Regions from separate parts of the Homo sapiens genome. Here region 2 is linked to region 1. The links are chromatin loops, found by intact Hi-C in ENCODE. Cell type or tissue: transverse colon. All regions are shown on one strand. Links, peaks and the distances in the headings refer to the core of each region. The heading gives the core; the rest is flanking DNA.

Region 1 (15,577 bases), core at 4,254-12,253:
TGAGACTACATAATGTATAAAGAAAAGTAGTTCATTTGGCTCACAATTCTGGAGGCTGAGAAGTCCAAGATCAGGCAGCCCATCTGGTGAGGGACTCATGCTGTGTCAACTCACGGTGGAAGGCAAAAAGGGAAGAGATCGTGTGCAGAGAGAAAACACAAGAGACAGCCTTGCTTTATAACAACCTTCTCGCAGTAACTAATCTAGTCCAGCAAGAGCAAGACTTGCTTCATTCCCACCAGACTACATTAATCCCTTTGTGAGGGTGGATCTCGCATAGCCCAGGTGCCTTGTAAAGGTCTCACCACCTCTCAACACCATAACATTGTCAGTTAAATTTCAACATGAGTTTTGGTGGGGATAAACCACATCTAGACCATAATAGGTGGGTTGATAAATGTTGGTTTAGATCATTTTAATACTGACTCCAGACTTCACACTATAATAAATGTTCATTAGTGGTTGAAGAAGCCCAGAGAAAGGAGTATCCTTAGGGATTCTGGGAAGGCTTAAGAGATGAGATAACATTTGAGTACTCTTCGAAGGATACATAGTATTTAATTATTATGCCAGTGAAGGAAATGGCAGAGGGGACAGTGGGCACTAGGCATGTATAGCTAGTTATTGTGATATGGATGATGAAGAACATGAGTTTTGGATTAAGACAGGACTTAGGTTGGTCTCCTGGTTCTGTCATTTACCAGCTTTGTGACTTTGGAAAAGTTGCTTAGCCTTTTTGAGCCTGTAATTTCTTCTGTTGTAAAATTGAGATACTCTTAGAATCTATCTCATAAGGGTAACAAGTGAAGATTAAATGAAATAATACAGAAATCAAGTGCTTAGCACAGACCCTGTTTCATTAGTATTAGTGGCTGGAATGAGGATGAGTTTCCAGTTTGTATTCCTCCTCCTTCTATGTTGGTAATTTTAGAGGTACTTGCCAGAAGAACTTCTTTTCCTTCCTGAATCTACCAGTCCTAGAGGCGGGCTGTAAATATGCCAGTTCTATGTGGAATACAAGATAAAAACCTTCCCCGAGAGGATATACCAAGGAACCTCAGGTCCCTATTTCTCCTCTGTCTAAGCTATAAACAGAGGATTCAGAGGCTGTTGCCACCACCCCTGTGCCCATATTTGTATTCTCCAAGCTTGACAATCACAGAGTTGGTTATAGTGGTCAGAACAATAAGCCAGTAAAGAGTGAACAGTATTTAAGAATGGCATTAAGCCATGTACTAGCAGCAGTTTATGTTAAATAAGGATGAAAATGTCTTGCTGTTGTTTTTTGTTGCTATTTGAAAATCTTATAATTGAATAGTTTCTGGATCAATTCCTTTTCTTTCCCTCCAGCTGCTTGTCTCATTCCTGACCTCGGATGACAAAATGTAGGGATGCTGAAATAAACAATGTGCTTGGATATGGGGTTCCTTTCATCAGGCTTGAGGGGATGATTTTGAGTGGTGCACATCTGGTTTGTTAACTGGTTCAAGTCATATTAAGGATTTACCCAGCTCCCAAGTAGATCACAGCATAGCTGTTTGCCATTGAAGAAGACAGTGAGACAGGATGAATTTGCCATTCTGGAAGCAACTGTTCTCTTTCGAGGGAGTGGGGAAAACTGATGAATGGTCACCTCACATTTATCGGGCATCTGTCTACTAAGCCTCAGGGCTTTACAGGTGCACATAAAGTACCTTTATGAATTAGGCATTTCTGTCGTCTTTTCACAGGTGAGTTTCAGAGAGTTTGTCAGTTACCAAAATACCGTTTAGCACATTAGTGACAAAGCAAAATTTGAGCCTAAGTCTACTTCTAAAGCTTCTTCCAACACCAGGGTGGCTCCAGTGGTCTTCTGGTTGGTAATCCAGAGGCAGCACAGAGTCATAGAAGGCAGATTGCTTTTGTAGGCAGATAGGCCTGATTTCAAACCCAGCAGTATCTGCAAGCTAGCTAGTGGCCTTGGGCAAGTTATTTCTTCTCTCTGGACCTTGAATTCCTCCTCAGTCAAATAAGCCTGATAAAACCTTTCTTAGAATGTTTTGTGACAAATAATGATCATGAGTGTCTGACGTAGTCTCTAGCAGGTAGCATTCAATATGGTAATATAGTTATTGCACATTTGCCTTCTTTCAAAAAAGAATGGGTCCCTACCTCTTCCAGTTTTCATGTTTACATATAGGATATAAACCTCTTGCCTTTTGTGGTTGTGAAGCCCAGCTGTGACCCAGGACTTTATATGTGGATAGGCTGGGTCATAACAGGAGCTTCCTGGGAAATGGGACAGCCACTGTTTTTCATGATGGCATATTACCCTGGACCCTCAGTTACGATCCTGGTTATACTAGCACTTTTCAAATTCATTACGTCTTCAAATAGGTACCAGACTCTTCTGTTTCAGTTTGAAGCTCCCATTCTAGACTGCCCTTGCAGAGGGTCTATTTCTATGGGTAGATGTCCCAAAGGTAGGTCAGTGAGGCTTCATTCATTCTTATATTAAACAAACCACCAGTCCCTGCTTTGTGTCAGGCTTGGTGCTGTAGCTGGAAGCTGAACAGGTTCACACAGCCCAGCCAGGGAGACATAGAAACCTGCATTTCTATTATGAGGTAAAAATGTAAGGTGAATGAACTGACAGCTCAGCTAGGGAGACAGACACAGAAACCTGCATTTATGTTACAAGGTAAAGATGTAGAAGGAAGTATGAGGCGCTGTGGGAGCACAGGAGGGGCTCCCTGTCCAACCTGGGTAGTGAGAGAACTGGTGATTAGAAACAGCCCCCCCCAGGAATGTGGCCCCCAAGCCAAACCTTTGGTAAAAGTTAGCCAGGTAAAGGAAAGTCAATGGAAAAAGCAGCATGTATTAAAAAAAAAAAGTTGGGAGGGACAAACTGCAGTGAGCCTTAAACCTAGCTGACCATCAGAATCATCTGGAATCTCATTGAAAATGTTGGGGACGTGTTCTCAGAGTTTCTGATTCCAGCAGTCTGCATAAAGTCAATGGATCTGTATTTTTACCAAGTTCCACAGGAGTGTCCTCTGAGACCAGTCTGGTACCAGTCCTTGCTGAGGAGAGTATGGAGATTAGATAGTTAAGCAGAAGCCAGACCTGGAAGGACCTGTAGAGCTGTTGCAAGGATTGACTTAGTTAATCTCTGGACAGTGTTGAGGACGGTACTGGTGCCCTGGTACCTAGTAAGTATTCATTAGGTGTTAGTAGCCATTGCTGTTAGGCTAGTTGTTTTAACTATGCTCTGCTGCCAGAGGACTCTTCCAAAGTTTTACAGGTCATAGGTATAGTACTAATTTCAGTTATTTTGATAGTTTCCGCTAATTAGCCCAAATTCAGTTTTGATATTGAGGGCTTGGTTGGGGAGGATGAAGGAGAAACACTTATCACTCCTGTTTTTCTTTTGTGTTTTTCATTTTGCCAGGTAGAAACTTGGCTCTTTAGGGGCAGCATTACCAGAATTCTTATTTTAGAAATAGAATTTTCCATTGATGCTCTGTTATTGTGTCAGTAGGACTCTGTTAGTTTTCATTTATAATCTTGATTAAGTTGTATAGAAATAGTTTAGGGTGTAGTATATCTCTTTTATAGATAAAACAAATGCCAGCAATGTAGAAACAAAAGTAGAGAAATAGCCAGACTCCTTTAGTTATTTCTCCAGCATTTGTAGGTGGTGCCAAAATGGGGAAATAACTTAGGAACTAGGCAATAATTAACTGTGGGATCTGGTTTATTAAAATTGAACACTTAATCTTTACTGAGATATGCTTCCTAATGTTGCCATTTGGGGGCCTTTTTTGTTCTTTGTCCGCTAATAGGCTTTTAAATATATTAGCTCATTTCACCTAATCCTCACAATAACCCTGTGAGCTGTGTATTATTACCCATAGTTTATAGATGAGAACACTGAGGCCCAGATAACTTGTCATTTTCTGAAGGTCACACAGCTAGTACCTGGCCTTCCTAGGAACTGAACCTAGGATTTTCCTGCAGCTTCCAAAAACTGAATCACAAGCAGTGCACTTCTGCTTTTGGTTTGTTTTGGTTTTTTTAGATCATAAATTAAGGTTGCTAACCTGTAGTGGGACTAATTTAAACTGTTTGGTGTCTTTTCTCTTCAGTCCCTTAAGGTGTCAGTAGTCCTGGCCCCAGTACTGCATAAATAACTTTCATCTCTCAATCCCAAACATTTCTCCCTGGCTCACTTTGTGTGCCTCTTGTTGGCCTTCAGACCTATCTATCTACCCACTGTATCCACTCTTCTCATGGTTTTCCATACCTGATGCCCAGCACTGCTCAACCTTCAGTTTCTATTCCTAACCATTCCCTACATGGTTACCTTGCAAAGTTACGTGCCTTTAGGTAAACACTTCCCTTAGCATTCTGGCCTTTCTCTCTGTTGTCCCCCTCTTGAGAATGAGACATAAATATGTAGTTTCTACCTTGACTGATCAATATCAGCTAAACAGCTTTGACAAAATACATGTCCCTCCTCCAGCAATTCTGAGGACTGGGGCTCCAAGCATCTATATTTTTAAAAAGCTCCAGATCCTTCTATAAAAAGACAATAATGAAAGAAAAAAAACGGAGTAGGGGCTCTGGATTCTGTTGCCCAGCTAGTGTTGAGAGCTACTGGCCAGAATTCTCACAGTACAAGCCTTGGTAAGCAGCCCTTTTACTTTCTCTCTGTGCCACTAGAAGATTTTTGAATGGTGGGTCTTTGGGGGAAGACTTGTTCAACACAGCTTTATTGCTTTATCTGAGTATGAATAAAATAAACTCATGCAGAAAATTTTTAAATTGTGAAAAAAGATGAAAGGAAAGTAAAAATCACCCCCAATCCTACTAGCCAGAGTTAATTACTGAAAACATCATGGACACCATCCATTCAAACACTATGTTAGGGACTCTGTGAGTGTGTGTGTGTGTGTGTGTGTGTGTGTGTAATTTTGTATAAAGGGAATCATGATGGATATACTGTTTTTACTCACTGCATCTTGGGCATTTTTTAGCAAGGGTGGGCATTTTAATACAGTTAGGAGCTAGACTATATTTTTAGAAGGCAGGGTAAATTTCAGGTGAAATGATTAGGATGTGGAGGTAATAGCAGTTTGGAGAGGTGAGCTGGGCTTAGATGGTGACATTGGCTCCTCCTTTTTTTTTTTTTTTTTCTGAGATGGAGTTGCACAGTTGTTGCCCAGGCTGGAGTACGATGGCGCCATCTCAGCTCACTGCAACCTCCGCCTCCTGGGTTCAAGCGATTCTCCTGCCTCAGCCTCCCAAGTAGCTGGGATTACAGGCATGCGCCACCATGCCCTGCTAATTTTTGTATTTTTGGTAGAGACGGGGTTTCACCATGTTGGTCAGGCTGCTCTCGAACTCCTGACTTCAGGTGATCTGCCCCCCTCGGCCTCCCAAAGTGCTGGGATTACAGGCATGAGCCACCATGCCTGGCCCACATTGGCTCTTCTAAGTGTTGTGAATGTGTTGGGACTTCAGGGTAGTAAGACAGTGAGTTGTAGACTGAAGACTAATGCATCTAGGTTCATTTGGGTTATAGCATAAGAAGGGGAAGTGAAGATGCCTTTCAAATGGTATTTTTTTAAAATGTGTGAATACTTGAATGTGTTAGACATGTTGGCATCTAACAGAAGATATAATGTGAAAGGGAGTAAACTGAAAATAAACTTGTATACATTTCACTGCTCATAAAGAATACAATTACGTGTGTGAGGTGTTTGTTAGTGTCTACCTTCCTGGACTCTTGTAATATTGGATGTGATTTTTATACGCAGCAGCCTGCAGGTTGCTGGGGAAATGCTCTGTGTATTTAATCATCTTGCAGTCTTACTTGTTTGTTTTTTTTATGGTAAGAAAATGTTGTTGGCTTGCTTTTGTAGCCAGATTGATTTTGCTTGTGGGTGTCCAGATGCTGATGAGCTGTAATTAGCATAAGAAGGAGGTTGAAAAGATGTTGAACATTGTTTCCAGGTAGCCAAACAAAGGATCCCCAAACAGAAATTATTCTCAAGTATCAGGTTCAAGAGAAGCAGCCCTTTTCTCTTTTAGGAGCAGTCTATTAAAGGATGTGTGTGTTAGGCTGGGTAGGTCACCACTACGGATGGGGCTGTAGAAACTTGCTGGGAGCTGGTCCTGGGGGTGATTTTCTGACGCTGAACATCTCCCTTTGTGAGAGTAGTAAATTTAAATCACTTGGGTAGTCTAGTAGAAAGTAGCCCTGGGCTGGGTTCAGAAGACTTGGGTTTGTGTTTCTGCCATAATTGTTGTGCTTAGGTTCTGTGACTTGAGTGTCGTTTGTTCTCTGAACCTCAGTTTCCTCACCTTTAAAATGGAGACAATGTTTCACAGCATGTGAGAACTGGATAAGATAATATACGAGAAAGTGATTTATATACTATAAAATTATGCACATATATGACATGGTAGTGTTGTGGTGTGTATTACATTCATTGTTTTTCCCGTCTCTTCTACATTTCTTATACTTTTTCTAAGTAACACTTTCCTTCCTTGTCCCTGGCTCCAAAGCAGAAAGAAAAGTATGGTAATTTGGTCCCTGTTTGCTGCAGGGTTATCATAAAATACATTAAGCATGTCATTTTGATAATCACAAAAAAAAAAAAGCCTACAACTTTCTTAAATGTATTGATTACTAATAAATCATGTCTATGTTAAGTATGCCTGCTGGCTCACAAACTTCTGGAATAACAATGTTTGCTAGCCTAGTTAACTGGGTGATTTTCCTGATGATGTGTCATCTGGTCTGAGGCTACTGTAGATATTGATGATGGCGATAGTGTGATAGTGTCTCACATTACTGAGTATTTGCTGTGTTCCAGGGTATACATGATGTCATTATCCCTAACATCAACTCCATGTGGGTTATCGTTAGCCTGCTTTATTACTGAGAGAACAGCCCCAAATAAGTTAAGTACTTTTTCAAATTGTGCAGACAGTTTTATGTCTGCTAGGGCCCCCCAAAGCCTGTATTCTTGATCCCGGACTTCAGTCTCTTAAGGAGACGTCGGAGAACTAAGAAGTTACATGAATTTTAATCACCAAGGCAACAATCCAGTACCTTTAGCTGTTTTAGAAATAAACTAGAAAGATTTTTAATTCTGACATGCCAAAGCAGGAAACCTCTATGACCAGGATTTTTTGTATTTGGTAATGTGGGATGTGAACTTTTTAAAATAACTTTATTCTTCAATTTTGAAATAATGAACCATGCTATAATAAAGTTTTTAAAATATATTTCATACAAAGTTAGATGTGTTTTTCTAAGCTACAAGCTTGGCATGAGTTTCAGTAGCAGGGTGGTGGGAAATACACAGCCTTTTAGAAAATGCAGACTTGAGTTCAAATCCCAGCTCACACCAGCTGTATAACTTTTGGCATGTTAATTACCTTCACTGATCCCAGATTCCTCATCTATAACAGTGCTTCTTAACGTTTATATCACAGACGAATCACCTGGAGATCTTGTTAAAATGCAGATTGTGCTTCAGTAGGTCTGGGGTGAGGCCTAACATTGTGTATTTCTAACCAGCCCCCAGGTAACGCTGAGGCTGCTGCTTCTCTGACCACACTTTAAGTAGCAAGAATCTATAAAATGGGATATTGATATCTGCCTCACAAGTTTATTGTGGCATGTAGTAGATGCTTAACAAATGTAAGTCCTCTTCCCTTCTCACATACCTGGGAGTCTCTTGGGGATGGCCTTTATTTAAGAAGTGGGTCTGGAAATATCTATTCCTAGCATGTCTTATCTCTGTCAAAAGTCCCAGATGACAGAAAGCATTTGGAAAGTAATGAGCTCAGGATTAAGCTTTAAGATGAAAGAAGCCCACATCTGATTCAGAGGCTCATCTTAAGGAGTTAGCCCAGAACTGGAGTCATTTAGGAAGTCTCTGTGCAAACCTTTGTAAGGTGGCTCAAAGGAAACCTCAACTGACTTCTTCCATGAGTTCATCATTCTTCAGTTCTTCAGACAATACCTGTTGAACACTTAATGATTCCAGGCAAGGTTTAGATCCTGGGAGACAGTGACCCACCTCAGACCCACCCTAGAGGCACTTACCTTTCTGTGGGGAGACAGCATGCAAATAATGATTTATGAAGTTGTCATTGGAAGCACTGAAGGAGGAAATAGACTTCCAGTCAACTTTGGGAGATCCTCCAGTCTCCCTGAGATTAGAAAGATTGAAAGTAGGTAGAAATTTCCCAAGTGGACAAGAAACAGAAGAGCTTTTAGGCCAGGGAATAGCGTATACAAAGGCACAGAGAATGTGTTGGGACTCTGGGAAAGGCAAGTATTCCAGCCTTGTGGTCTTGGGGTTTGACCTAAAAGCTCAGTGAGCCAGACTACTGTCTTTGTCAAGACTTAATAGATGTAAACAGGCAGGCAGAGGACCTGGACCAGGACAGCCTTCTCCTAAATGGGTTGGATCATAATCCCGAAAGATACAGTCCCAAATGCCATAATCCTGAATGTTGAAATCCTTGAACTCTAAAATCCTCAAAATCAGAATCACAGGAATCAGAATAACTTCAAAAAGAGCAGCACCAGAGAAAATGAATGTGAATATATTCTCCAAGGAGAGCTATGTCCCAAAAGAAAAAAGTAGCAATTTATTGTGACACAAGACTTGAAAATATAGTTAATGATTGTGAAAGTCGACCACCTCTTATGGACTAGCTTTGTGTAACTGCCCATAATCTGTCTCTGTAATATACTTTTCATATGTCAAGTTTTCTTTCTGTTGTTCTTTTCCTTTTTTAGGCTCCCCTCACCACTATTTTAAATTGTTAGCATTATTTCTTACAATTCACTTTGCTGTATATTTCATCTTTGCGTCATTTCCAATACTGCAGGTATAAATTGTGTAGGGGCTTTTAGAGATTTCTACTTCATTTTATGCATTTTTTGCAATTTGACTTGACAAAAGTGCATTGTCAAATCGCCTTTGTGTATAAGCATTGTGTGTGTATGTAAAAATGTTGAAACTTCCCCCGTAAATGAAGAGATGTCTTTTTGTGTATCTGCATTTGTTCAATGTAAAATTTCTCAAGATCTAGGCTCTTTGGGTGACTGCATATGTACAGTGGTGACCCATCATTATTTTTGATTGATCTTATCAAGACTTAGGTTATTCATCACAATATTTCAGATGACTGAAATTATAAAGTTGGGTGCACACCATCACCAACCCTAGTGATATTCACCTGTACATTTTCCTTTTTACTTACCTGCCTCATTATGAATAGGGTTTGTCTGCTCATAACTGTCATACCTGTACCACTGTCATTGGTATACCTGAGTGTTTATGCTTGCAAAAATACATATGTAATTATTGCCTATTTTATTGTGGAAAGTGGTCTATGAAGTATTCTGTCATGTTTTTATATGTTTCTCAAATAAACCCCTTTTTAAAATGTAAGTAAGTATCTTTTAAGAATTTTTTAAAGTATTTTTTCCAGAATTACATTTTTGGGATTTTAACATTCAGAATTATGATTGGCTTCCCTCCTACACCAGCCTGAGCAGACACTTCTAGCCACAGTGTCATAGCTTTTGTATAAGCCTAAAATCTTCAGAAATGGAGAGTCAAGAAGGAGCCATAGCCCACATATTATTGTCTTCCTTGAGTGTCATCTTTAAAATCTACTAAATTCATTTTATCTTTTAATATCTTTTTTTTTTTTTTTTTTTTGAGACACAGTTTCGCTCTGTCGCCCAGGCTGGAGTGCACTGGCATGATCTCGGCTCACTGCAACCTCCGCATCCCGGGTTCAAGCGATTCTCCTGCTTCAGCTTCCTGAGTAGCTGGGACTATAAGCACGCACCATCACAGCCAGTTAATTTTTTTTTATTTTTAGTAGAGTCAGGGTTTCAGCATATTGGCCAGGCTGGTCTTGAACTCTTGACCTCAGGTGATTCACCCGTCTCGGCCTCCCAAAGTGCTGGGATTACAGGCATGAGCCACCGCACCCTGCCCTTTTAAGATCTTTTGTAGATTCTTCTGTGTTGATACTGGTTTCGGTCTCCTTAAGGCAAATATTTCCTTCTGTCTGCTTTGGAGTTCATTTAATGACATCAGTTAGAAATAACATAATAACATAAGTAAGGTACATAAGTACCTCTTGAATTTAATCTCCTTGCAATTCATACCATCTCCAGTAGGAACTCTGCTCCCCTTAGTTCCTCTCTCAGATAACGACAACCTTCTTCTCCTTACTATTGGAATTCTTGCCACTCTACAGTCTATCCTATGCTCCTTCCAGTGTTCCAGAAGACACAGATTGATATGGTTTGGCTCCGTGTCTCAACCCAAATCTCATCTTAAATTGTAATTCTCACATATCCAGAAAGGGACTTGGTGGAAGGTGATTGGATCTTGGGGCCAGTTTCCCCCAATCTCTTCTCGTGATAATGAGGGAGTTCCCACGAAATCCAATGGTTTAAAAGTGGCGGCTTCCCCCACGCGCTCTCTCTGTCTCTCCTGCCACCTTGTGAAGAAGGTGCTTGCTTCCCCTTCACCTCCTGCCATGATTGTAAGTTTCCTGAGGCCTCCCCAGCCAGGCAGAACTGTCCATCAGTTAAACCTCCTTTCTTTGTAAATTGCCCAGTCTCAGGTAGTATCTTTATAGTAGCGTGAATGTGAACTAATACACAAATGAACTGCCTCTGGTGGCTGTAAAGTATGAATAAGATCACGTGATTTTGCTGCATAATCCTTTCAGGTCTTCTTAATACAGATCTAGGGTAAAATCTAGACTTTTGCATGACAGAAGACCTGCCCCTTTGGCCTTCTCTTGCCGGTACCACCTTGCTCATCCCCTGCCCTGTTTCCACCTAGCCTAAACTAGGGAAGCCCCTCCTGGTGTTACTCTTTTCTCTCCTCCACATCTTGACATTGGATGCATCCCCTGACTGAGATGCTCTTTTACCCACATCTCTGTAAGACTGATTACTTACTCTTAGAAATCTCCCTCATCCTACTTCCTCCTTGAAGCCTCTCCTGATTTTCCATTTCTGTTCTGAGACTGCTTCCTTTCTTATGCTCCCGACAGCATCCGTTTTGTACAGTGGTGGTTGGCTTGCTTGTTTCCACTCAGCTGTGAGCTCCGCTAGGCAAGAACTATGCCTTACGCGTGGGGGTGGATAGGAATCCCTTTTGTCCTTTATATCCCTTTAAACAGACTTAATCAAAAGGAAAAAATAAATCTTTTTATTAGGGAAAATTTCAGAAATATACAAAGGTGGAGAAAATTATATATTGAATCCTTATGTACCCATCACTCAGCTTCAGTGAATAACGTTTTGCCAGTCTTGTTTGTTCCCCTCCTCTCTTTTTTTCTTGTAATATTTTAAGGCAACCTTAGACATCATGTAATTTTACCTCATGTGGAATTTTTAATTTATAAAATCAATGACTGATATGAGCAAGAGCCTTGGATTTAGGCATTTTCCTAGCTGGAATATGTATGTTAGCAATAGAATCTATTGATAGTTCAGCTGTATACTGTTAGATGCCAGAAGTAACTTAGATCAGATTTTCTCACCCTTGGCACTATTGACACTTAGAACCAGATAATTTTTTGTTGTGGAGGGCTCCCCTTCATATTGTAGAGTGTTCAGCAGCATCCTTGGCCTCTTGCCACAGCTGGATGCCAGTAGCAACCCCCAGTCAGTCATCACAAACACACACATAAAAATTGCAGAATATCTCAAACAGTGGAATCCTCCCACCCCTCCCCCTGCACAACCCCCAACTGAGAACCACTGTCATAGAGAAAGGGAAGAATTTTATAGCTGTTGAGATCTTCCAGATCTCAGGACTGTTCAATAGACAGTTGGGGAAACTAAGTCCCAGAAAGGAAGTGTGCCTTTCTGATTATTACTGTGCTTATTAGTATCATGCTAGAGAATAAATCTGTATTTTCTGCTTCCTGTGCCAGCGTGTGTCTAACTCTACCACACGTAGTTTCTAGAGGCTACCAGGGTGATGTCAGAGGCTGCCTAGGAGCAGGAAGAATTCCTGTGGCCGTGGTGTGGGTGTCTTCCCTGAACAGAGAAGATGACATGGCCAGGCTGAGGGGAGTTATGGAATACTGCTGCCAGCAAGGACACACTGCTGCTGATTTGCAGCCATGCCCAGCATCTGCCTTGGCTGCCCGTCATTCCCTTTTACCAAATATTTATGATGAAGCGGGCTGGAGAGCTCTTTCCTTGGGAATGCATCTTGGATTCCATAGTGGCAGACAAGTAGAATTTGTTTCACAGAAATAACTTTGAAGTTAGTTTTTGCCAGAAACCATCTGTTTTATATAAAGCAAAGGGACATTGGAGTTTCAGTTTATAGCTTTGTTCAAAATGGACTCTCTGCTTATTTCTCACAACTCATTCTGCTAAGCAGCGCCCTGGAAAGTTGGGTGCTAGTAAATTTAGTTTACCACTAGGAAGGCAGATTTAGGATGGTAGGGAGAAAGCTGGCTCATGAAGTGAGATCAAAGACTCTCTGGCTCTCAGTAGCTCTGAAAACTTGGGTAAGGCTCATAACCTCTCTGGGCCTTATTTTTTCACATCTGTACAATGGGGAGAATAATTCACTCCAGGGGTGGTCATGAATATTAAGTGAGAAAGAGTATATGAAGCACCCAGCATGTGAATCCAGCACACAGTGCTAATAAATGGTTTTTCGCTCCTCAGAAAGACCTGTCTGGAAAGGCACGCAGATTTTGCAGGCCCTTAGTTCTTTATTTGTACAATTCTAAAATGGTTGCACTGGGTGTATAGAAAGATTAACTTTGGAGAAAATGACGATGGCAACAAAGTACTTAATATATTTGCCAATATATATTGTTGATTGTACCCGGTTAATAAAACAGCATGGACTCATTCTTCACAAATGCCATATGTTCTTTAGGATTAACTGGGTTATTTTATCTCCTCTCTGTGATGAGTCTGATCCCTGTTAGAATGTGGTCCTGAAGCATTTTCACTACAGAGATGACTGCCTGTTTTTCCAGTAGTCTCTGAGCATGAAAGATTATAGGATGGTTTCATTTGTTAGTCTGAGACTAGAAAAGAAAGAGCTATGTCAGTGCAGCGCTGAAATTCCTCCTGTCCTCTAACTGCCGCCTGACTGGCTGAAGGAAGAAGGGTCAAGAAATCAGATTTCAAGAAAGTGAACATAAGGCCGCCTTGGGTCTGCAGCAAGTTTTTCTGGTTTCTGTGGAAATCAGCTGAAGCCCTGGAGCCTGGAGGGAGTGTGAGTGTGTGTGGAGCTCAACAGTTGGTGAGGCTGCAGTAGCTTCAAGGAGGACTTTGCTGCTTAATGTGGGAAGAATAGGAGGAGGAGGGAGCGGCTGTTTGAAGAGCAGAAAGGCAGGACTGTCGAGTAAGATGAAAGCAGTGAAGAGGTAGGTTTAGATCATTGCTGGAAGGCCCTGGAAACAGGCCCCCTCCCCCACCAACTGAATTTCTGTCTAAAGCAGGCATCCAGGGAGGATTTTCAGAGGAGTGTGAACACCTTCTTTGCATTGGGACTGTGGTGTTCGGCTCTCCTGCACCAGGGTAGGTTGATGCTTGGACAGTGGGGAAATGGAAGAACAAAGACATTGCTGATGAGGGAGAATGTAGGGAAATTCCCAGCTGAGCCTTCGTGCTCAGCCTTGGGTGTGTGGCTCCAGGCCCTTGCATGCTATCCAGGGCTAGTGAGAAGACAGTGAGCAAACCACTGAAAAGGACTCCTTACAAAAGACCAAAGTCTCATTTTAGGATCTAAAGATTTTTTTATGTGTTTAGTTGGGTGGGGGTAGGGAGAGGAGTGGTAACTATATAATATACTTTTCAAATCCTGAAAGAGCTTCCAGGGCACAAAGTCAGTTTAAATTACTTTAGATGAGCTATTGCTAAAAGTGATGCGCTGCAGGAAACCAAAGGGAACCAGCTGCGCTGACGTATAGCTATCTTCATTAGAGGACTCGGGCTGAAGCTCAGAAGCCAGCCTCATAGCACTTCTTCAGCATACTGCCATTACAAGGATGTGAGTTAATAAGAAAAAACTGTGTCGCTGCTTCCAGCAAGGTTCTTCGGAGTCCATGTGTAATAATGGGAAAGTGTTCTGAGGAGACCCTTGACAGTGAGGCGAAAAGAAGGGAATGCACCTTTTCACCAATGCTTGCATTTGGCACTAGGACCTTCCTCACTGGATTGTGTGGCTGCTTCCAAAAATGAGTGTGATCGTGCACTCAGCTTTGCTTGGGGTAAACGCCTGAATTCTCAGGACTCTCAGGCTCTCTTTTGGCCCTACTTAGGACTTCCTAGAAAAGAACCTACTGGATTAGTGTATCAGGAATTGCAATTGATTGTTAGTAACAGAGACTAGAAATAACAATGATTTAAACAAAATAGATCACATAAAGGTTTATTTCTCTCTCAGGTAAAAACAAGTCCAGAGGTCAGCAGGACTGGAATGGCAGCTTCGTGGTGTCATTGGGAGCCCAGGTTCCTTCTGTCATTCTATTCTGCCATTTTTATCACAGGGCCAGGGATGTTTGTTTGCTTTTTAATGTGCCCCAAGCACCTATAAAAGTGCCTGGCTTCTATTTTCAAGATTGCCTCATGGTCCCAGATGGCTACTAGAGCTCCAGTTATTACGTCTATATTCCAAACAGCAGGAAAGCAAAATGGGGAGAAGGAAGGGCAGAAGGACACGTGTCCCCTCCGGGAAGTCCCAAATACCAGTTCAACCCGAATCTCTGACCTGACATTAATCACATGATCATACCTAACTATAAGGGAGGTTGTTGTGTATGTGCTTTTTAAGCTGGTCACAGTATCCCTCCAAATAAAATGGGTTCTATGACTAAGAAATAAGAGAATGGACTGGGCGTGGTGGCTCATGCCTATAATCCCAGCACTTTTAGAGACCAAGGCGGGCAGATCACCTGAGGTCGGGAGTTTGAGACCAGCCTGGTCAACATGGTGAAACCCCATCCCTACTAAAAATACAAAAATTAGTCGGGCATGGTGGCAGGCACCTGTAATCCCAGCTACTAGGGAGGCTGAGACAGGATAATCGCTTGAACCTGGGAGGTGGAAGTTGTAGTGAGCTGAGATTGCATCGCTGTACTCCAGCCTGGGCGGCAGAATGAGACTCCGTCTCAAAAAATAAAAATAAGAAATAAAATAAAAAGAGAAACTGAGGCCGGGCGTGACGGCTCACGCCTGTAATCCCAGCACTTTGGGAGACCGAGGTAGGTGAATCACTTGAAGTCAGGAGTTCAAGACAAGCCTGCCCAACGTGGTGAAACCCCATCCCTACTAAAAATACAAAAATTAGCTGGGCGTGGTGGTGGGCGCCTGTAATCTCAGTTGCTCGGGAGGCTGAGGCAGGAGAATTGCTTGAACCCAAGAAGTGGAGATTGCAGGGAGCCGAGATCGTGCCATTGCACTCCAGTCTGGGCAACAAGAGCAAAACCCCATCTCAAAAAAAAAAGTAGTAAGAGAATGGATATTAGGCAACTGGCAGTCTCAGCCAGTCTG
Region 2 (15,577 bases), core at 1,609-9,608, 120 kb before region 1:
TTTCTAGAATGGCTAGCCCATTAAAGCTAGAAGAGTTTCATTCATTTGCTCAACAAATATATATTGAACACCTACTGTGTGCAAGGCAGTCTATCCACTGGGTATACAACACTGAATAAAAGACAAGATTCTTGCTTTTGTGGAGCATCTGGTGGGAAGTTACAAGATAATAAGTAAACAATGCATTCAGTTTGTGGTAAGTGCTGGGAAGGGAATATAGCAGAGTATGCTATAAAATTGCACTGCTTTGTATAGTAGCCACTAGGCACATGTGATTATTGAATACTTAAAATGTGACTAGTTTCGAATTTAGATCTGCTACATGTGCAAAATACACACTGGATTTCAAAGATTTAGTATGAAAATAATGTACAATATCTTTTTTTTTTTTTTTTTTTTTTTTTGAGATGGAGTTTCACTCTTGTTGCCCAGGCTGGAGTGCAATGGTGAGATCTCAGCTGACTGCAACCTCTGCCTCTTGGGTTCAAGCGATTCTCCTGCCTCAGCCTCCTGAGTAGCTGGGATTACGGGCATGCGCCACCACGCCTGGCTAATTTTTGTATTTTTAGTAGAGATGGGGTTTCTCCATGTTGGTCAGGCTGGTCTTGACTCCCAACCTCAGGTGATCTGCCAGCCTTGGCCTCCCAAAGTGCTGTGATTACAGGCGTGAGCCACTGCCCCTGGCCACGTGAAAATAATGTACAGTACCTTAACTTTTATGCTGATTACATGTTGAATAAATGATAACACTTACGATATATTGGATTAAAGAAAATATATTATTAAAATTAATGTTGCTTTTTAAAAAACTTTTAAAATGTGGCTACTAGAAAATGTAAAGTGGGCCGGGTGTGGTAGCTCATGCCTGTAATCCCAGCACTTTGGAAGGCTGAGGCGGGTGGGTCACCTGAGGTTGGGAGTTTGAGACCAGCCTGACCAACATGAAGAAACCATGTCTCTACTAAAAATATAAAAAATTAGCCGGGCGTGGTGGTGCATGCCTGTAATCCCAGCTACTTGGGAGGCTGAGGCAGGAGAATTGCTTGAACCTGGGAGGTAGAGGTTGCAGTGAGCTGAGATCATCCCATTGCACTCCAGCCTGGGCAACAAGAGCGAAACTCTCTCTCAAAGAAAAAAAAAAAGAAAGAAAATGTAAAGTTAGGTGTTTTGTTTGTGGCTTTTGTTGTATTTTTATTGGACAACACTCCTGTCGAAAATAACCCCTGGGAGTTGGGGACAGGACCTTTTACTTTATGTAATGTGGTCGAGGAAGGACACAGAGGAATGGGCATTAAAGGACTGAAGGTTGAGAGGGACCCAGTCATGTGAAGGGAGCAGAATGATGGAGGCAGCAAGAACAGCAAGTATGGACATAGGCTATTGGTAGAAGCTGGTGCAGCCTCATAGGGGACCAGAAAGAGGATCTATGTAGCTGAAACGGGAAGTGAGCAGGGGAATGGTAAGTGACAAAGCTGAAGATGTAGGCATGTGACAAGACTATGTAGGCCTTCCTTGTGGGCCACGATAAAGACCTTGACTTTGAGAGATACGGTAGATACCTTCATTCAACCCACTTGTTCATGGATGAAAGTGAACCTTAGTCTGATAAAGGGACTCACCTGAGGTTGTGGGCCAAGATGGTGGCCAGAGTTGAAACTAGAATCCTGGTCTCCTTATTATTATTTTTTAATGTTTACACATCTTACCACATTTAATCTTAATGGCAGTACTTAATATGTTAATATAGGAACCTTCATTTTAAAGATGAGGGAATAGGTATAGAGAATAAAAAACGTGTCCAGATTCACACAAGTGAAATGTACCTCAAGGATTCCAATCTAGGTAGCTTTGCTTCGTGATCATAAACATTTGTTTATTGTGTTATTCCAAAAGTATTTCATTTTGTCAATCTGACCCCTTTCCCCCTCACCAAGAGCAAATATGCCTAGCGCCTACAGGTAGATTGGGGTTGCCACAGGCTAATTTTCCTGAACTGCAAAATATTACTTGCCTTCCTTATCCTGGATCTTGGCCTTTACATTTTCTATTGTATCTGAGGGTTCAATCTAAGAGTTTTAAAATGCAAATATGTTGGTTGCACAATAAGGAACTACAATACTAGAACTCATTTAATTCAGGTTGACAACACTGAACTGAACCAGTAACAGGGCTGAAACCTCCTAAGTCTGCTACTGGAGAGCACTTTGATCTCGCCAGCCTAGGGCGGGCATGCTCATGTCCAGCTGGCCAGCCAGGAGCATCTCCTTCCCCATCGCAGGTTCCCCACTTTGGTTAATTGGCCGGCTAGAACCATTCGAGAGGTGAGAGGCCCACCCGTTAGGCACCAAAAACCAGCTCTAGGCCTTTGCTCAGCGAAATATCCTCAATTCAAGGCTAAGTTTCAGAACCCAAATTCAGAATCATGGTCTAAGGCTTGGAAAGCAGCACCAGTCCCAAAATCCACCTCAGGACCTTATTCAGGCCCTGGCTTCCTTACACCACCTGGCCCTTATCTCAGAATCCTGGTCTCCTTATTTCCAACTCTGTACATTCCCCATGTGTTCTGTTCATTCAGTTTTCTTTTTGTAAGATCCATGTCCACTCTTCCTGTTCCTAAAAGATGGTAAAGGCTGGAATGTAGTTCATAATCAGTTGCACCCATCCTCTTGCAGAAAGTCATGAGTTTATGGATGCAAAAGTTCTTTGAGGCCAAGCGTGGTTGTTCACCCCTGTAATCCCAGCACTTTGGGAGGCCAAGGCAGGCGGATCTCTTGAGTCCAGGAGTTCCAGACCAGCCTGGGCAACATGGTGAAAACCTGTCTCTACAAAAAGTTTAAAAATCAGCTGGGCATGGTGGTGTGTGTCTGTGGTCCCAGCTACTTAGGAGGCTGAGGAGGGAGGATTACTTGAGCCTGGGAAGCAGAAGTTACACTGAGCCAAGATCATGCCACTGTGCTCTAGCCTGGGTGACAGAGCAAGACCCTGTCTCAAAAACAAAAAACAAACAAACAAAAAAACTCCTTGAAAACAGTAACATTTTATAGACATGAAAGATGCTTTACTAACCAGCATGATCTATCTAAATCCTCATAACAACCCTATGAGGAAGGTACTGTTGTTAATCCCTGTTGTACAGATAAGGAAACTGAGGTACAGAAAAGAGCACCTACCTTAAGGCATCTAGCTAGGTAGAGGCAAGTCCAGGGTACCCGGGTAGTCTTACTTCATAGTTGGAGCTCCTAACCACTGTGCCATACTGCCTGCCTGCTATATGCCAGATGCAGAACCAAAGTGTTTTCAGACAAGTTATCACATTTAATTCTCAACATGCCTTCTGAGGTTGGCAGCATGCCTGTATTATAGGAAAGGAAACTCAACCTAGGGAGGTCAAGCTGCCTGCCGAAAGCCAGACAACCAGTAAGGAGCAGGGCCAGAACTGAAACCAGCTGAACACTCAGAGGTAGTTTTCCATTTTGTTTTCAGATTTGAAAACTTTTTAAAGTTGAAGTATAGTCCACATGTTGAATAATACATACATCTTATGAGCCTTTGGTTATAGTTATCATTTACAAAGTAGACTCAGTACGACCACTGAAGTTTGCTTCTCAGGGACATAAGGGAACAAAATTGTCTGATTTGAACATCCCCATCCCTAGAGTTTGATTCAGTCTCCTGTGGGACTTTAGATTCTGCATTTCTAACCAGATCCCAGGTGATGCTGATGCTGTACTTTGTGATCCCCTGGTCTAAAATGATCTCCCTTCCTTGAAAAATTTTCCCCAGCTGAGACATTCTCTTCCTCTCTTGTGGGCATTGGTTTGCAGATTTTTGAGCTTAAGTTGTACTTTTTCCCTGCCATTCAAGATATTGAGAGCAAATCACTTAATCTTCCTGGGCCTCAGTTTCCTCATATGCCTAATGAGGGGATTAAGTACGCGACTCTCTCTGAGGCCCCTTCTAGCTTTAAAATTCTGTGGTACTAATTATTTAGACCGGGGCTCCAGAGATTTCAAGGGATAAAAACGCTTCATGTGGTAGACTGAGTGGGGCTGAGAATCTGGGAGATTTGGGTTTTAATCCCACTTTTATCATTACTTATCTGGGTGACTCAGGACAAGTCACTTTCCCTTTCTATACATCATTTTTTTTCAATCGCTTGTAAAATGAGGAGACTGAGCGATATGACTTCTGGTTCTTTTCATTTCCAAAATTCAGAGACTAAGATGGATGCCGTTTCTAAAATTCAGAGACTAAGCCAGGAAAAATATCATGCAGTGTCAAGAAATGTTTATTAAAAGTATTTAACATTTTTTGGGTGCTTACTACATTTCATTTTTGGGGCGACTTGGTGGGAAGATTCCAATTTTCTGCTGAGATTGGTTCTTCTACAAGTAATAGAGATAGGCACTAAGCGCCTCAGTATATGCCGTATATCCTTGACATATGTTAACTATTCATTTGAGAAGACAGGAGAATTACAATATGGGCAGGAGGTGGTGGAAAAAGTCTTCAAGAGGGAACCAGTTATGTTCCCAATATGGAAATGTACTTTTTTGATGCCTTCAGGCTTAGACATCTCATCAAGAAGTGTGCCCAGCAGTGCCTTGGCTGAGAAGTTTCTGCTGGCATAGGCGCATATATGAACTCCAGGGCACTCTCATTAAATCTGATTCCACAGATGTCTGGAAAAAGTTCTTACCTCTGAAGTTTTCCAATAAAGAATTCACATTTAGTATGGCTTGTGACATGAGATGTATTCTTTTTGAGGCAAATTTGAGGCTAAGGGACCCTTGGTTTTGGTGATATTGCAGACACCCACTCCTCTTGTCCTCTATCAGTAATATCTTAGCATATCTCTTGGATTGCAGGAGCTTACAGAAATATCTAAACTTGCTCCTTTCCCCCTCCTAGTTTTTTCTTTTGAAATAAAATTTTAAATGATAATAAAGTGATAGAAATAGTATTAAAGAAAATGCTTGAGAAGAGGAAAACTATTATCCTAATTCAATCAATATTTTTCTGTTCCCACAGTCCTTACGTATTTTGTGAGGCTAGAACCATTGCATATATACTACTTTATGTTCTATGTTTTTAATTTAACATTGCCAGGAATATTTTCTGTGTTTCTACATCTCCTTCATGTTATTTTTAATATTTGCATACTTTTTGCTTGAGTGATAGACCATTTTCCCTAAATTGTTCTTCTACAATTGGATGTTTAGGTGGTTTTCCGGTTTTTGTTCTTGGAGATAACATTGTAGTGAAGTGCTTTGTTCATGTAGCATTTTTTTCCTTCCCATCTGTCATTAGTATTTACCATGTGCCATCTCCTGTGCCAAGTATTGCATGCACTAAAATTATTATGACATGGACCATGGACATTAAAGAAGAATTCATAATGTAAGGAGCAAGACAGACATTTAGAAAACTAACTCTATGAATAAAAGTATTATGGGAGCACAATGGAAGGAACGGTTGGATATGGAAAGGGGATATATCGATGGGGATGGATTTGGTTTGGTCATTGAAGAAAAGGGAGATGACACTGGAATCCTAGCCTTGATGAATGGGTAGGGATTCTGTGGGTGGTAAAGGACACTGGGGACAGTGATTCTTGACTGGCATTATTAAGAGCAAAAGCAGGGTAGTGAAATGTTCAAAGCATAGGGTAAATGCAGCAATGGGTAAAAAGCAGGGAGTGGTCGGAGACGATGGGGGTCATCTCAGCTGCAGATGTGTGGCGTAATACATCGTACGCTCATCTCAGCTGCAGATGTGTGGCGTAATACATCGTACGCTCATCTCAGCTGCAGATGTGTGGCGTAATACATCGTACGCTCATCTCAGCTGCAGATGTGTGGCGTAATACATTGTACGCTCATCTCAGCTGCAGATGTGTGGCGTAATACATCGTACGCACGTGGAATGAATCATTGGTTGTTTTACAGTGCTAACAGTATACTGTTTGTGTGTGTTCCAATTTTATTACAACCTTTTTTTAAAAAATAGAATCAGGGCCTCCCTGTGTTGTCCAGGCTGGTCTTGAACTCTTGGACTTGAGCTATCCTCCTGCCTCAGTCTCCTAAAGTGCTGGGATTACAAGCGTGAGCCACTGTGGCTGGCCCCAGTTTTATTACAATCTTGATAGTACTAGTTCATAATTTATTTTTTCCACTAATCTACTAGGTATATTAAATACTAGTTCAAGGTTGCTTTATTAAGCATTATTTTCTTCTTGTGTGAGTTTATCATTTGTATTATTATGTGCCTCATAAGGTAGTCATTGTAATTTCGTAATTGAGTTTTTCTGTTATATGGGTTTTTTGGTTGTTGTTGTTGTGTGTATAAGAAACATTACTGAAAATCTGAAAACTGGTGCTCAGATACATCCTTCATTCTGTGAAGGCCTCATCCCAGTAGCCCTAAGAATATGATTCTAATCATGAAGTCATTTTATATAGGCTCTTTTTGCATGTCAGTTTAGTACATTTTGAAGTTACTTTTTGTTGGAAGTGTGACTCTAACAGATAAGGAGGACCAGAACAGATACAGAGCTATTCTCATTGATAACATTTCAGACTGTTTTTCTCTTTCATCTCATGAGTGATTTTTTTCCTTAAGTTCACTTCCTCCCTCTGCGTTCTTCTCATCATCTCTTTCTTCTGGCCCATTCTTCTCACACTTACAAAACACATTCTATTTATATGCCTCCTTACACACACTTTTTACTAAACTGTAGACTTAGAGGCAAGGACCAGCACCTAGCAGAGCATCTCAACTGTAGTTAATGTCTAATACATGGTTGTTTAATGATTGAATGAACTGGGACATGCCTTTGTATATGCCCTGGTTGTTTCCCCTTCTGGAAAGCTCTTGTTCTACTATCTTGTTAGCTTGTTGGCCTACATCTCTGTGCTTTCATGTCAGACTTCAAGAAAATTGGGTTCACAACTGATACTTCAGTTGCTTAATCATTTTCCTCTTCTTTATTATCATATCTTGCCACTCTTGCTACAAAACCTATATTCTTTGCTTTTTAACTTTTTATTTTGAATTTTAAACTTAGAAAAAATTATAAAAATAGTAGAGTTTCCGTATATTCCTCATCCAGCTTCCCCTAAAGCTAACATCTCATATAACCATTATGTAAAGATCAAAACTAGGGAATTAACATTCGTGTAATACTAGTAACTAAACTGCACACTTAATTCACATGCCATCAGAGATGTCTGGTCATTTTTCTGTTCCAGGTTTCTATCCAGGATCCCACATAATGTTTGTCATATTTCCTTAGTCTTCCGTTATCTTTCATGTTGAAGAGTACTGGTCAGCTATTTTGTAGAATGTCCAAAACCTACATTCTTGAACTTGTCAGTGCTGTCTTTTGCCAAAGATTTTCTTGGGCCTCATTATTCTGGAATCTTCACTAGAATTTGACTCTGTAACTCTCTTCTTCATCATTTTAGAAGAACTCATTCATTCTTTTCCTTTCAGCATCTTTTTGCAGACAGCTCTTAGTTCACCGTCCCTGATTAATGTTTCGTGTGTGTACTGAACATTCTGGCCAGATGTTCAGATATCACATAATTCTCTGCTTCCTCCCCTGCCTATCCCCATGGCCAGCTTTGCATTTCAGTCAGGGGTGTTGATGTTCAGCAGACTTGAAAGGAGCCTTGGAACTATTTCTCAAAGATGAAACGGCTCAAAGATGAAAGACAAGGTTCTTTACTTTTTTTTTTTTTTTTGAGACAGAGTTTTGCTCTTGTTGCCCAGTGCAATGGCATGATCTCGGCTCACTGCAACCTCTGCCTCCTGGGTTCAAGCGACTCTCCTGCCTCAGCCTCCTGAGTCGCCGGGATTACAGGCATGTGCCACCACGCCTGGCTAATTTTGTATTTTTAGTAGAAACGGGGTTTCTCCGTGTTGGTCAGGTTGGTCTCGAACTCCTGACCTCAGGTGATCCACCTGTCTCGACCTCCCAAAGTGCTGGGATTACAGGCATGAGCCACCGTGCCCGGCCATGGTTCTTTTCTTCATGGTTGGTACAGGCTCATGAGCACAGAGCCTGCCTCTCTCTCAGAGTAAAGAAGGTGTTAGGATATGAAAATGATTAACTCACAGTTTTTGCTCTCCTGGAGCTTGCAGTCTAATGGGGTATACCCCAGATTTGAAATCCAAGTATAGAGTGTCAGTGCTGTCAGGGCTGTTATGGTGCCATGAACAAGATGTGGTGGCACAAAGACACAAGCAGCTCTACTGCTGGGAAGTTGGAAAAGGCTTTATGGAGGGAGCGCTGCACCTTCAGGAGTCTTCTCTCCATCCCTTCCTTTCTGTTCCAACCGCCACCACCTTAGTTTAGACTCTTAAAACTTTGTTGACAGGGTGTAGTGCTTCACACCTGTAATCCCAGCACTTTGGGAGGCTGAGGTGGGAGGATCTCTTGAGCTCAGGAGTTTGAGACCAGCCTGGGCAACACAGTGAGACATCGTCTCAAAAAAAAAAAAATTTGCTGGGTTTGGAGGTGCGCGCTTATAATCCCAGCTACTGGGGATGCTGAAGTGGGAGGATTGCTTGAGACCAGGAGATTGATGTTGCAATGAGCGGTGATCACACCACTGCACTCCAGCCTGGATGACAGAGCTAGATCCTGTCTCAAAAAAAAAAAAGGGAAGACTGTCAAATAAGTAGCCTCCTGGGTGGTCTTACTTTTATCATTGTGGATCTCATATTGGCATGGTGAGATCCAACAGAGGCCAACAGAGAACACTGTTCTTCAGTCATAGACTTCAGTCCTACCTAGTTCAGCTTCCTTGGAGACAGGTCTTCTTACTAAGTTGCCTTGCTAATTTTGAAGGTGAATTTGGTGAAGACAGCCATGTCTTTCTGCAGTCTCTCAGTAGTTGTCATTGTTTAAATTGAGGGATTGAATTTATAAGGTTTAACCAATTAGAGAAGTTTTCGTATATAAAAATGACTTCATTGGAGAATGTGGATGGTTCACAATAGCTTGTCAGCACTGTGGGAGAAAATACTTCAAAGCCTGTTAGGCATCCCTTAATGTTTAGCTTAGTGCATGAACATGAACTCTGGGTCAGATGGCCTGCATTGGAATCTCAGCTCTGCTACTTGCTAGCTATGTGACCTTGGGTCCATTAATTAACCTCTTTAAGCCTCAGGTCTTCATCTTTAAAATAGAGATTGTATAATAGTGTCTATCTCTGCCCAACCATCTTTAAAAAAATTTCTGCTTTACCATCTTTCTTAAAAATAAAGGATTAAATGAGACAATTTGGATATTGCTAAGTAGTACAGTGCCTGACACATAGTGAGTGCCCAGTAAGTGTTACCCATTAATTTTCGTTATTTATCTCATTACTAACAACACGCATGCTACAGCAACATGGCAAAAAAAAATTTTTTTTTAATTCTACAAAATTGCCTCAGTATTCCCAAGGTCATTGGTCCCTTGGAGATTAAGGTTCAGAATCCTGTATAAAGAAATGAGAACAGTTTGTTACCCACACATGCTACAGTATAGAAATGTTCACAGTAGGTTAAAATACAACTTTATTATATCAAGAATTATGTCATCACCATAGTAATTATTTTCCCGTGGTCTCTTTAATATTACTAAGATATCTCAGTTTTCCTATTTTCTAGCGCCAAGAATCTCGTTTACAAATTACTCCTTCCTTTGTCTTTTTTTCCCCTTAGTGTCCCTAAAGGAAGTGGTTGGGTTTGGTCTGAGTCTTGTGTAGCTGTAGAGAAATTGGAATCAGGAGAAGATGTAGTAGGAATTCTGATACTGCTTTTACCTTCTCCAAGGTCAGCCATTTACCTCTTTAGTATTTCAGCTGAATATTGGCATCCCTTGGAGATATTAAGGGTTTGGTTCCAAACCACTCCAGTAAAGCAAGTCATACAAATCTTTTGGTTTCCCAGTGCATATTAAAGTTCTGTTTATACTATACTGCAGCCTAATAAGTGTGCAATAGTATTGTATCTGAACAATGCACATACTTTAATTAAAAATGCTTTGTTGTTAAAAGCTGCTAACCATCATCTGAGCCTTCAGCAAGTTATCTTTTTGCTGGTGGATGGAGGGTCTTGCCTCCTTTTGCTGGCTGCTGACTGATTAGGGTGGTGTTTGCTGAAGGTTGGGGTGGCTGTGGCAATTTCTTAAGACAACGATGAAGTCTGCTCCATCTGTTGGCTCTTCCTTTCATGAAAGATTTCTCTGTAGCAAGCTGTGCTGTTTCATAGCGTTTTACCCACAGTAGAACTTTTTTCAGAATTAGAGTCAGTTCTCTTAAACTGTGCTGCCAATTTATCATCTAAGTTCATGTAATATTCTAAATCCTTTGTTGTCATTTCAACAATGTCCACAGCATCTTCACTAGGAGTAGAGTTTATCTCTAGAAGCCACTTTCTTTGCTTATCCTTAGGAAACATTCCATTCAAGTCTGATCATGAGATTGCAGCAATTCAGTCACATCTTCAGGCTCTGCTTCGAATTCTAGTTATCTTACTGTTTCCACCACATCTGCAGTTAGTTCTTCCACTGAAATCTTGAACCCCTCAAAGACATCCACGAGGATTGGAATCAACTTCTTCTAAACTCCTGTTAATGTTAATATATTGTCCTCCTCCCATGAATTATGAATGTTCTTGATGGCATCTAGAATGATAAATCTTTTCCAGAAAGTTTTCAATTTATTTTGCCCAGATCCATCAGAAGAATCACTATCCATGGCAGCTATAGACTTATGAATGCATTTCTTAAATATTAAAGAATAATACTTGAAAGTTGAAATTACTCTTTGATCCATGGGCTGCAGAATGGATGCTGTGTGTGCAGGCATATAATTAACATTCATCTCCTTGTACATCTCCATCAGACCTCTTGGGTGACCAGATGCATTGGCAATGAACAGTAATATTTTGGAAGAAATTTTTTTTTTTCTGAGCAGTAGGTCTTAACAGTGGGCTTAAAATATTCAGTAAACAATGCTGTAAACAGATATGCTGTCATCCAGGCTTTGTTATTCCATTTCTAGAACACAGGCAGGGTAGATTTAGCATAATTCCCAAGGGCCCTAGGATTTCAAAATGCTAAATGAGCATTGGCTTCAATTTAAAAGTCATTAGTCCCTAAGAAGAGCATCAGCCTGTCCTTTGAAGCTTTGAGGCCAGGCATTGACTTCTCTCTAGCTGTGAAAATCCTAGATGGCCTCTTCTTCCAACAGAAGGCTGTTTTGTCAACATTGAAAATCTGTTGTTTAGTGTAGCCACCTTCATCAATGATCTTAGCTAATTCTTCTGACTAACTTGCTGCAGCTTCTACATCAGCACTTCTGGGTTCACCTTGCGCTTTCATGTTATGGAAGTGGCTTCTTTCCTTAAGCCTTATGAATAAGCCTCTGCTAGCTTCAAACTTTGTGTGCAGCTTCCTCACCTCTCTTAGCCTTCATAGAACTGAAGAGAGTTAGGGCCTTGCTCTGGATTAGGCTTGGCTCAAGAGAATGTTGTGACTGGTTTGATCTTCTGTCCAGAGCACTAAGACTTTCTCCATATAAGCAGTAAGGCTCTTTAGCTCTTTTACTATTCATATGTTTACTGGAGTAGCACTTTTAATATCCTTCAAGAGCTTTTCCTGTGCATTCACGCTTTTCTGTCTGGTATAACAGGCCTCGCTTTCGGCCCATTGCCGCTTTCAACATCCTTTCCTCACTAAAGCTTAATCATGTATAGCTTTTGATTTAAAGTGAGAGATGTGAGACTCTTTCTTTCACTTGAACACTTAGGGCCATTGTAGGGTTATTAATTACTTAATTGCAGTATTGTTGTGTCTCAGAGAATAGGGAGACCTGAGGAGAGAGAGAGAGAGAGAGAAAGAGGAAAGGCTGGTTGAGGCACTCAGAACACACACATTTATTCATTAAGTTCGCTGTCTCACGTGGGCGTGTTTGTAGTGCCTGAAAACAAAGTAGTAATATTAAAGATCACTCATCACGGATTACCATAGCAGATATGATAATAATGAAAAAGTTTGAAACATTGCAGTAATTGTCAAAATGTGACACAGACATGAAGTGAACACATGATTTTGGAAAAATGGCAGCGATAGACTTTCTTTTTTTTTTTTTTGGAGGTAGAGTCTGGCTCTATTGCCCAGGCTGGAGTACAGCAGCAGGATCATGGTTCCCTGCAGCCTTGACCTCATGGGCTCGAGCAATCCCAGATTAGCTGGGACTACAGGTGTGTGCCACCATGCCCAGCTAATTTTTGTATTTTTTGTAGAGATGGGGTTTTGGCATGTTGCCCAGTCTGGTCTGAAACTCTTGGGCTCAAGTGATCTGCCCACCTCAGCCTCCCAAAGTGTTGGGATTACAGGTGTGAGCCACCGCGCCCAGCTGATAGACTTTCTTGATGCGGGGTTTCTATAAATCTTCAATTTGTAAAAAGCACAGTATCTGCAAAGGGGGAAAAAAATGAGGTATGCTTGTAGTTCAGAACTAGTTTCTTTTCCATAGAATTCCAGCAGTGACTGATCTGAAAATGTTTTAGCCTAAACTTTAGAATTCCAGCTCCATTGTGGGTTGGTAAATGGAAATTAGCTTTTCTTCATCCTGGAGTTCAGTGAAGGATCTAGTGAGACTACTGCAGTGCCTTTCTATCTTTTAACTCACTTTGGATTATCAGCTGCTTGTAAGCAGATTATGTGCACTGGCTCTTTGTACTTCCTTTCAACAGCTACCCAGCAATATCTAGAGTCACTGAACTAAGAAGGAGTTGAAACTGGCCAGGCGCGGTGGCTCACACCTGTAATCCCAGCACTTTGGGACGCCGAGGTGGGCGAATTATGAGGTCAAGAGATCGAGACCATCCTGGCCAACATGGTGAAACCCTGTCTCTACTGAAAATACAAAAATTAGTTGGGCATGGTAGCATGCACCTGTAGTGCCAGCTACTCAGGAGGCTGAGACAGGAGAATTGCTTGAACCTGGGAGGTGGAGGGTGCAGTGAGCCGAGATCGCGCCACTGCACTCCAGCCTGGCAACAGAGCAAGACTCCGTCCAAAAAAACAAACAAAAAAAAAGAGGGAGTTGAAACCAAGCAGAGTATCATGATGCTTCTCTCTGAATATATCTGACTTTATTCCAAAAGCAGGCATGATTGATTCTTGAACAGTTTTGCTGGCATTATTTTTAGTGCAGATTCTAGCTTCATGTTTGGCATTATTCATGTGCTCATTCTGTTAATACATAAAATTGAGGGTTGATGACATTTCTTTATTTGAATCCCCTATTTCCAGTTAAGAGCATCTCAGTTTAAATTTTCTTTTGGGATCCTTGATAGAGTTAAACATTAGCAGCACACCAGTCCTCTGCTGGTATATAATGTTGGAATGCGATTTTCTTTGCAGCTTTGTATAAAAAGAAACAAATTGTAGCTACAGTTTGTCATGTTATCTTTTAGCAGACGCTCTCAACATCAATGCTTCCATAATAGGATTAATGATGGGGGAAACTTTTGAGCATCTCAAGCTTGCATAGTTATTCACAGAGAAGCTGAAACACGTAATGGGGGCTCTGGCCAGGAGTACCTCTATTGGGCAAGGGAAGGTAGAGATGCCGAAGGACTAACAGAATAGTGAAACTCGGCAATAAAGGAGGACACGAAAAAGACATTGCGATTGATTGAGGGTTGTAGCTGAAAGAAACCCATAATGAGATTCCTTTTTTAAAAAAGGTGGCACAGATTGTATTGAATTGTACTAACTTCTTGTTTCTCTGGTGTCTTTGGAAAATGTGATGCCCTTCAGAAACAGACTTTCCAGGTAACTGAAGCTTTTAAGTGGCAAGACGATCTATTCCAGCTTCTTCTTTGTACACATGGGTAAACCAGAGAGCCCAGAGAGGGAAATAACTTTAGCACCCCAACAACTTGGTGACAAAATCGGGGTCAGGCAGTGCTGTGTCCTTGATTATGCGTCCTCTTTTCCATGTGCAAAACATGTATTTTTCATCATTTTGTATGGAGAGCTTTCTAAAACATGAACATTCTTGCCTTTCTCAGTAGGACACACTGTGATCTCAGGAGCATCATTATGAATACATGTTAGTTGTGCCTGAATTCTCTCATGACCTTTTGAAATCTGGAAAGCTTTTACTTCTGCACTGTGGAATAGTAGGGATTTTGAGTTCTTGTGCCTACTTTGTGTAGTTTACATTCTTTTCCTTGGTGTCAGCTGTCACTCCTTAGTGTTATTGTTTGTTTGATATGATATCTAACCTCTAAGGCCTTTTTTGCCCATTCTTTTAATGGTGTTTTGAAAAGTTGAGGTTGTTGGAAGAATGAAGCATTCGTATTCTTGGTCATTTTTGGATGAACTGCAAAACTTTTTAGAGCTCTGTTGCTAGATTCCGAAGTCTGTGAGATACTAGAAATCATTTTAGCCTGAGTAGTCTATATTTTCCATGTTGCTTTTCCTCTAGCATCTCTTTGCCCCCCCCACTGCCATCCTGGGAACTAGAGAACATCTGAGCAATTACTGTTGTCCACTAATCATGAGTCTTTCAAGTGAAACTACCACTCACAAATAGGGGCTTAACCTGGCCTTCTGTGGGGTGCTCCTTTCTTTCATGATGCTTATCTTTCTGGAAGGTAGCCATTTACCTGTCTGATTGCCTTAACCCTGTATCTTTTAGTCAGCCTTATATCCATATACACACACCCACAGGCCCGTGAAATCTAATTATATCGATCACCTGAGACCCTGTATGTTTGTTCTTCACCAGTTTATGCCTCTGCTCACTTCTTGTCTTGTGCCTGACTCTTGGCTCTCTGTCATACCCTACCTCTGCTTTCGTCTCCTCTCCAACACACACACCAGTTTCTTTAGGCTTGATATGTACATGTGCTCTGTGGCTCCCAACCCAGAGTCTATTATTAAGGGCTCTGCATGGTTGGGATGGGAGCTGCCATATACAGTGTGCCTCATATGGTGTGCCCTACCCTAGCTGGACCTTTAAGACCCAACCTTTGGCCCTAGCCCATTATCTGGCCCATCTGATCCTCCTGTGAAAGGACAGTTTGAGCAAAACCTTGCTTGAGAAGCTTACAGACTTTCCAGTTCTGCAACTCTGACAGTCTGTGAGTTCTCGTCTTATCTCCTTTTGCCATAGTTTCCTAGTCATTCACCAGGGGTTGGTAAGGAAATAGGATGTTGTTTACCATTGTTTCTAGGGCATTGTAACATATGCTGCTAGTCAGGCTGTGAGACAATCCAGATTTTGGGGCGGTTAGCAAATTTCATTTGGATTAGTGCTCCATATTGAACCTGTCATTCTTTAATCATTCCATACATATTTATTAAATGCCTACTAAATGTAAGGTATTACACTAGACGTTGGGAATAAAGTGCTAAACAGGATAGTTGTAGTCCCTGTCTTTATGGAACTTACATCCAGGGAGGCAAGACAGACAATGAATAACAATACCTAAACAAGCAAACACATACTAGATAAATAAAAACAAGATAATTTCAAATAGGAATATGAAGGAAAAAAATAGG

The links. Peaks named below come from ENCODE experiments on the same cell type or tissue, not always from the same donor. Only the 100,000 strongest peaks of a DNase experiment are listed, where the experiment ranks them.
Region 2: it touches region 1 in a loop (7-fold over the local background); 3 of 110 quality-filtered maps call a loop at or near these places.

The regions. Positions count from the first base shown.
Region 1 is chr20:37,810,156-37,825,732 of GRCh38, forward strand. The region is part of intron 11 of CTNNBL1 (catenin beta like 1); the gene reads left to right. Among named protein-coding and RNA genes, the nearest start is that of VSTM2L, 85 kb to the right of the region's middle. In transverse colon, for the core only: no CTCF peak of the experiment used is centred there; no DNase peak of the experiment used is centred there; H3K27ac peaks cover 958 bases.
Region 2 is chr20:37,696,057-37,711,633 of GRCh38, forward strand. The region is part of intron 1 of CTNNBL1 (catenin beta like 1); the gene reads left to right. Among named protein-coding and RNA genes, the nearest start is that of CTNNBL1, 9.8 kb to the left of the region's middle. RefSeq lists a silencer at 1,295-1,444. In transverse colon, for the core only: no CTCF peak of the experiment used is centred there; no DNase peak of the experiment used is centred there.